2 separate regions of the Homo sapiens genome follow, and region 2 is linked to region 1. The links are chromatin contacts, found by Hi-C or POLR2A ChIA-PET in ENCODE. All regions are on one chromosome and are shown on one strand. Each heading gives the region's core, a stretch centred on a gene start or an enhancer-like site at or near the end of the contact. The rest is flanking DNA. Distances are from core to core; before and after follow the strand shown.

Region 1 (3,517 bases), core at 12-2,511:
ACTCAGTCCAGAAAGCAATGGAATATTCCGCATAACCACCTAAAGGACTTCTCTTTCCCCCTTCCCCAGGGTCTGTTTCTCCTGTAAGGGTTCAGAGCTGCCTGGCAGAGGCTGGCTGAAATAGGAGAAATCCTGACTTAAGCTGTTTCAGGAAAGTGATCCAGTCTTTGGAGAATAATCAGGACATAATTAAGTATGAGTAAAAGGCTTAGAGTTAGTCTGTTCTCCTCTGTAATGGGGTGTTCACTAGTGTGACAGTTGTTTTTGTGACTATTGCTTTTACGTACATTTTTGACCAGCACTTGGAACACTACCTCAGGGTAACTTAAATGAAAGTCCATTTTCCAGGATGGAGTAAACTGACAGAAATTTCCATCGTGCATCAAATCTGCTATAAGTTGTTTGCCTTCTGGGTATTTTTGGGCCCTAGTTGTACTCCTGAAGAAATAACCACTGTTGCTCCAAGTAGAAAGTGGTTGAGGAGACAGCTAACAGATACGTCCAGTTCTTATTTTCTATCACAGAGATGTGAAAAAAAAAAAGCCTAAATTATCTTAGAAGGAAAAGCATTCCTCTGTGCTGGATTTCCAGTGCTTCCCAGCTTTGCACTGTTAGCTTATTTTTTCCAATGTCCCTATAATAACAATCCACTCCTTTCTCTGCACTCCTGGCCCCTCGTGATGTTTTATCATGCTCATGCTGAAAGAAAAGGTGTCTGTCCATACTGTATCTCTTCATTTGGCCTCAGGGATTTCCCTTTGATTTGGAAAGAATAATCTTTCAAATTCCGCTATAAACTATACAGGAGAAAGAGAAAAATAAGATAAAGCTCCTGGAATGTGCACTGGTATTGACATTTCGTTCAAATAATGGGCTGAAGGTGAACTATCTTTACTATTGCTCATGTGAATGATCAATTATTATCAATCCAAACTATCAACAGTGCTGCTTATTATTGATTTATACTGCATGGTTTAATTTTGTCTCCATCCTTCCAGACATTAAAACATAGCCAATATTTAGCAGTTCCCGCCATTCACCATGAGCACCTCCACAGCCCCCAACTCCTCTCTCCCAGTTCTGCCCAGGATATTTATGGTGAGTAGCGAGTTATCTCCTCTTTGGCAGTCATCCCTGCTTTCCTGTGTGGAGGAATTGCCCACATTCGCATTTGCAAACAGAGGCTCACTCAAGTGTCACTAAAGGAAAGGAGGTGGAGCCTGAAGAGCTTTAAAAAGCAAAGCTGAGTCATTCCACTTTTCAAAAAGAGAAACTGTTGGGAGAGGAATCGTATCTCCATATTTCTTCTTTCAGCCCCAATCCAAGGGTTGTAGCTGGAACTTTCCATCAGTTCTTCCTTTCTTTTTCCTCTCTAAGCCTTTGCCTTGCTCTGTCACAGTGAAGTCAGCCAGAGCAGGGCTGTTAAACTCTGTGAAATTTGTCATAAGGGTGTCAGGTATTTCTTACTGGCTTCCAAAGAAACATAGATAAAGAAATCTTTCCTGTGGCTTCCCTTGGCAGGCTGCATTCAGAAGGTCTCTCAGTTGAAGAAAGAGCTTGGAGGACAACAGCACAACAGGAGAGTAAAAGATGCCCCAGGGCTGAGGCCTCCGCTCAGGCAGCCGCATCTGGGGTCAATCATACTCACCTTGCCCGGGCCATGCTCCAGCAAAATCAAGCTGTTTTCTTTTGAAAGTTCAAACTCATCAAGATTATGCTGCTCACTCTTATCATTCTGTTGCCAGTAGTTTCAAAATTTAGTTTTGTTAGTCTCTCAGCACCGCAGCACTGGAGCTGTCCTGAAGGTACTCTCGCAGGAAATGGGAATTCTACTTGTGTGGGTAAGTACTCCAATGAAAAGGTGCTCCAGGTCTCCGGGAAACTGCCCCCACATCCCTGTTGGTTCAATCTGGTATACTTGGGCATTTAACAAAGTTTGTCTTTGGGTATGTATAGTTGCTTAATTTTTGTTTTCTGATGCATGTTTATTTTCTTACTGGCCATTAGAGCTAATCTGCTACCAACTATAAAACTTCATAACTCTCAAACTGTACTTCTGTGTATAAGTGAATGAATATGCCTCATTTTAAACTAGCAGAACATTTCATGGAAGCTTCAGCTTTTACTCTGACAAGAGGAGTAATTAACACCTGGCTAATTGCTTGGAAATTAGGGAAACAGATGGTTGATTTTTTGTTTGTCTGTTTGAAACTCTTAAGCCACAAAGAAAAAAATCCTTCCTTCTGATAACTTGTAAGAATTCAGAAGTTCTAAAAATTAGTGAAAAATGGAAAGGGAACTGTGAACAAAGGTAGTTGTGAAAATTAACCTAAATTTCAATTTCAACCTCCTTCACTTTCTCCCCACTCTTACTGTTTCTGAGGCTCTGACACAACTCCGGAGTTTTAGTAACAGGTGCATTGCAACTTTAAGAACTGCCAAATATGATAATGGGTAAATAAGCCACACTGTCCTCTCATATTAAATGAATTTTTTGCCAAGGGGAAATGGGAGCTTGACTGAATGCGAATTACAATCCTGCCAAAGGATATTGCCTGAAAAACATTCTCTCTCTAACTGTTAATTCATTTATTTAATCCTTGGGTGAGCCTCCAACCTGCTGCTTAGACACGGCAGCCGCCTTTGTTGATGAGAGGTTATAGCTGCCCCGACATTCCATTTTTATCAGCTTGCCCTTTTGAGATGGCGTCTGGCTTTTAAAAAGAGGTAGATTGAGGGGGAAAACACAGTACAGTTTCCAGAAGAGACACCTATGGAAGACAGTACACAATAGGCAATAGTTTGAATAAAGAGAGCAGAATGGAGCCAAACTGCCAAAGCTAGGCTGCTGTCCTGGCTCTCCCATTAAGGAAGTTCCCGATGAGGAAATCAGGTGCTTTTGCTCAGAATCTCTGGACTCTGTTCTCAGGTAGCACTCCTTGTAACAGGTGAGCAGAACTCTAGGGTATTTGAAATAAAGACTTAATCCTAGTGATCTCTATGTTCCCAGCACCTAGGACATTCCTGCTTCCACAGTGTGTACTCAGCAAATTCTTGTGTATGAATGAGGCGTCTTTCTCTGATCTGCTAATGACATAGTCCTAGAGAACAGCAACAAAAAGAGGGTGACAAATGACAAAAATGGCCCCATGAACCTCAGACTCAGCTGTTGGAGACAGAAGTAAAACTTCTGTATACAGTTATGTCAAATGGACTGGACTCTCTTTGGGGTGGGAGAATTTTCCGTGGAGTAGTTGGCAAATATCTAGAGTTGGGCACTGTCATTTGCATGGGATGTGAGGGGTGATGGTTGGGCCGATCTATCAGGCAGCCAGAAGCTAGGAAAGAAGAACCCAGGTTGCTGAAGCAGAACCCAAGAAATTACAAAAATGAGCTTTTATGGATGGCTCTAGGATCTCAGAATAGTCTGATTCCTGCTGGCAAGCAAGTCTATGCCTTGTTTTCCTTGCCACCTCTGGTGGCTCAGAAGTGCCTTCATTGAGGTAGGTTGTACCCA
Region 2 (3,174 bases), core at 558-3,057, 55 kb after region 1:
GGGCTTTTAATTTACCTATCACCTGAATAGTGAACATTGTTCCCATAGGTAGTATTTCACCTGTTACCCCCCTGCACCCTCCCACCCTTGCAGTCTCCAATGTCTGTTATTCCACTCTGTATGTCCATGTGTACCCATTGTTCAGCTCTCACATATAGGTGAGAACATGCAATTTTTGATTTTCTATTTGAGTCATTTCACTTAGTATAATGCCTTCCAATTCCATCCATGTTGCTGCTCACAATGATTTCATTCTTTTTTATGAGCAGTATTCCATTGTATATATATGACACATTTTAAAAATCCACTCATCCATTGATGGACACTTAGATTGATTCCATGACTTTGCTATATGAATAGTGCTGTGATAAACATACAAGTGCAGGTGTCTTTTTGATATAATACTTTCTTTTCCATTGGGTAGATAGCCAGTAGTGGGATTGCTGGATTAAAAAGTCATTCTATTTTTAGCTCTTGAGAAATCACCATACTTTTTCCCTAGAGGATTGCAAATTTACATTCCCACCAGCAATGTATAAGAGTTGTTTTTTTCTTCACATCCATGCCAACATCTGCTGTTTTTTAACTTTTTAATAATAGTCATTCTGATGGGTGTAAGAAGATATCTCATTGTGATTTTGATTTTCATTTCTCTGATGACTAGTGATGTTAAGCATTTTTTCATATGTTTGTAGGCTGCTTGTGTGTCTTCTTTTGAAAAATGTCTGTTTATGTCCTTTGCCCACTTTTTAATGGGGTTATTTGTTTTTATCTTCTCGGGTTGTTTGAGTTCCTTATAGATTCTGGATATTAGCCCTTTGTGAACTGCATTGTTTGCAAGTATTTTCTCCCATACTGTAGGTTATCTGTTTACTCTGTTGATTTTATCTTTTGCTGTGCAGAAGCTTTTTAGTTTAATTAATTCCCATTTGTATATCTTTGTTTTTGTTGCATTTCCTTTTGAGGGCTTAGTCATGATTTCTTTGCCTAGGCAAATGTCCAGAAGAGTTTCTTTTAGTTCTTCTTCTAGGATTTTTATAGTTTCAGGCTTACACCTAAGTGTTTGATCCATCTTGAGTTAATTTTTTATATGGTGAGAGATAAGAGTCCAGTTTCATTCTACTGTTTATGGCACTCCAATTTCCCCAGCACAATTTATTGAATAAGATATCCTTTTCCCAACGTATATTTTTGTGGACTTTGTCAAAGATCAGTTGGTTGTAGGCATATGACTTTAAATCTGGGTTCTCTATTCCATTCCATTGGTTTATGTGTCTGTTTTTATACTAGTACCATACTGTTTGGGTTACTACAGCCTTATAGTATAAAGTCAGGTACTATGGTGCCTTCAGCTTTATTTCTTTTTGCTTAGTATCGTCTGTGCTCTTCAGGCTTATTTTTGGTTTCATGTGAATTTTAGGATTGTTTTTTCTAATTCTGTGAAGAATGATGTTGGCAATTTGATAAGAATTGCATTGTATCTGTATATTGCTTTGGGTCATTTTTAAACAGTCTTATGGAAATTCTTGTACCTGTGTGATAGGCTGCATACTAGACTGTAAAAGAACTTCGCATTGGCAAGAAATCTTCTGTTGAACAAGATGGATGAATTAAAATGAAATTACAGTCATGCATCACTAATGGTCTAGCTTCTTGCTCCTAGGCTACAAACCTGTGCGGATGTTACTATGCTGAATACTGTAAGCAGTATTGTAACACAGTAGTAAAAATTTGTGTATCTAAACATAGAAAAGGTACAGTAAAAAATATGGCATAAGAGATATTTTAAAATGATACACCTTTATAGGGCACTTACCATGAATGAAACTTGCAGAACTGGAAGTTGCACTGGATGAGTCAGTAAGTGAGTGGTGAATTAATGTGAAGGCTTAGGACATGACTGTACATTGCTGTAGACAAACACTGAACATTTAGGCTACACTAAACTTATAAGAAAAGTAATTTCACTATGACATTTTGAATGCTACAATGTCACTAGGTGATAGAAATTTTTCAGTTCCATTATCATCTTACGGAATCACCATCGTATATGCAGTTCATCATCAACCGAAATGTCATTATGTGGCATCTGATTGAATATAAGATTAGAGACTAAAGGAACTTTAGCAAATACCTAGTCTAACTTCCTCATTTTTACAGTTGAGAAAATTGAGGTTAAAGAATTTATCCAAAGCAATCAAGCAAATAAGTGACAAAACTGGGAACCAGTTTTGACCTGCAGTGACTAAGTATCTCTTGACTTGCAGTGAAGTGGGGTGCTACAGACTGAGCCCAGCTTGTAGCCCTCATTAATTGCAAATCATTGCCCCCTTTCAGAAGCCACAGTAGTTCAAGCATGATGGCTACGTCATTGACCAATGATCAAGGGTTAATAAATTACCAATAGCAGTAGCAATATGTGCCAGATACATGGCTAAGGAGATCTATCTATCTATCTCTCTATCTATCTATAGCAATAACAATAGCAATAGCAATATGTGCCAGATACATGGCTAAGGATATATGTATATTTATATCTATATACATCTATCTATCTATCTATCTATCTATCTATCTATCTACCTACCTACCTACCTACCTAATAAGATTGATATTATTATCCTTATTTTACCGATGAGGAAACTAAGATTCTGAGACATTAAATAACTTGCTTAAGGTTACACGTATCTGGGAAGCAGCCTAGTTCGAATTTAGTTGCAGGTGTGCCTATCTCCAAAGTCAAGCTCTTAACACCCTGTACAACCTAAAGACTAGTGCCATTTGTATATATTCCACATTAGTTTTAAAAAAAAATCAGAAATGCCTGTGTTCTCTTTTGTAGATATACTTTGCCCATACAGCCCTGAAGTGGATAGAGAGAGCTAATATGGATGGTTCCCAGCGAGAAAGGCTTATTGAGGAAGGAGTAGATGTGCCAGAAGGTCTTGCTGTGGACTGGATTGGCCGTAGATTCTATTGGACAGACAGAGGGTATGTTTTCTGCTTCAGTTTTAAGCTGTGTGAGATGGGAGTGATGGGATAGGTAATACTATTGGCTTCATCTTCCACTTTGAACACAGAAAAATGTTGCTGGGCATTTGGTTGGGATTGGAGAAAAGAGGCCACCATTGCGGTCCACACTCCCTCCACTTCCTCCTTTCATCAAGATTGCAT

The links. A loop is a pair of places that touch in the nucleus more often than their neighbours do. ChIA-PET counts read pairs that join two places held with the same protein, here RNA polymerase II (POLR2A). Pooled maps may share reads with other maps.
Region 2: a map of PC-3 shows a loop between it and region 1 (4-fold over the local background). The contact joins the enhancer-like site here to the promoter of EGF in region 1. A Hi-C loop is called at or near these places in 4 of 168 maps with a recorded cell type or tissue (Caco-2, PC-3, PC-9 and 1 more) and 2 of 50 pooled maps. POLR2A ChIA-PET finds 5 or more read pairs at or near these places in 2 of 52 experiments (CD4-positive, alpha-beta T cell and PC-9).

Annotation. Positions count from the first base shown.
Region 1 is chr4:109,911,622-109,915,138 of GRCh38, forward strand. EGF (epidermal growth factor) reads left to right here and starts at 1,262. Exons shown (of 24, transcript NM_001963.6): 1 at 1,262-1,841. The coding sequence starts at 1,715.
Region 2 is chr4:109,966,129-109,969,302 of GRCh38, forward strand. It overlaps EGF (epidermal growth factor), which reads left to right. Exons shown (of 24, transcript NM_001963.6): 11 at 2,843-2,991. Among named protein-coding and RNA genes, the nearest start is that of EGF, 55 kb to the left of the region's middle. Within about 2 kb of position 1,808, at least 2 of the 41 ENCODE cell types and tissues checked have a DNase peak (open chromatin) inside an H3K27ac peak, as active enhancers do; they include PC-3 and PC-9, where a contact is called at or near this core.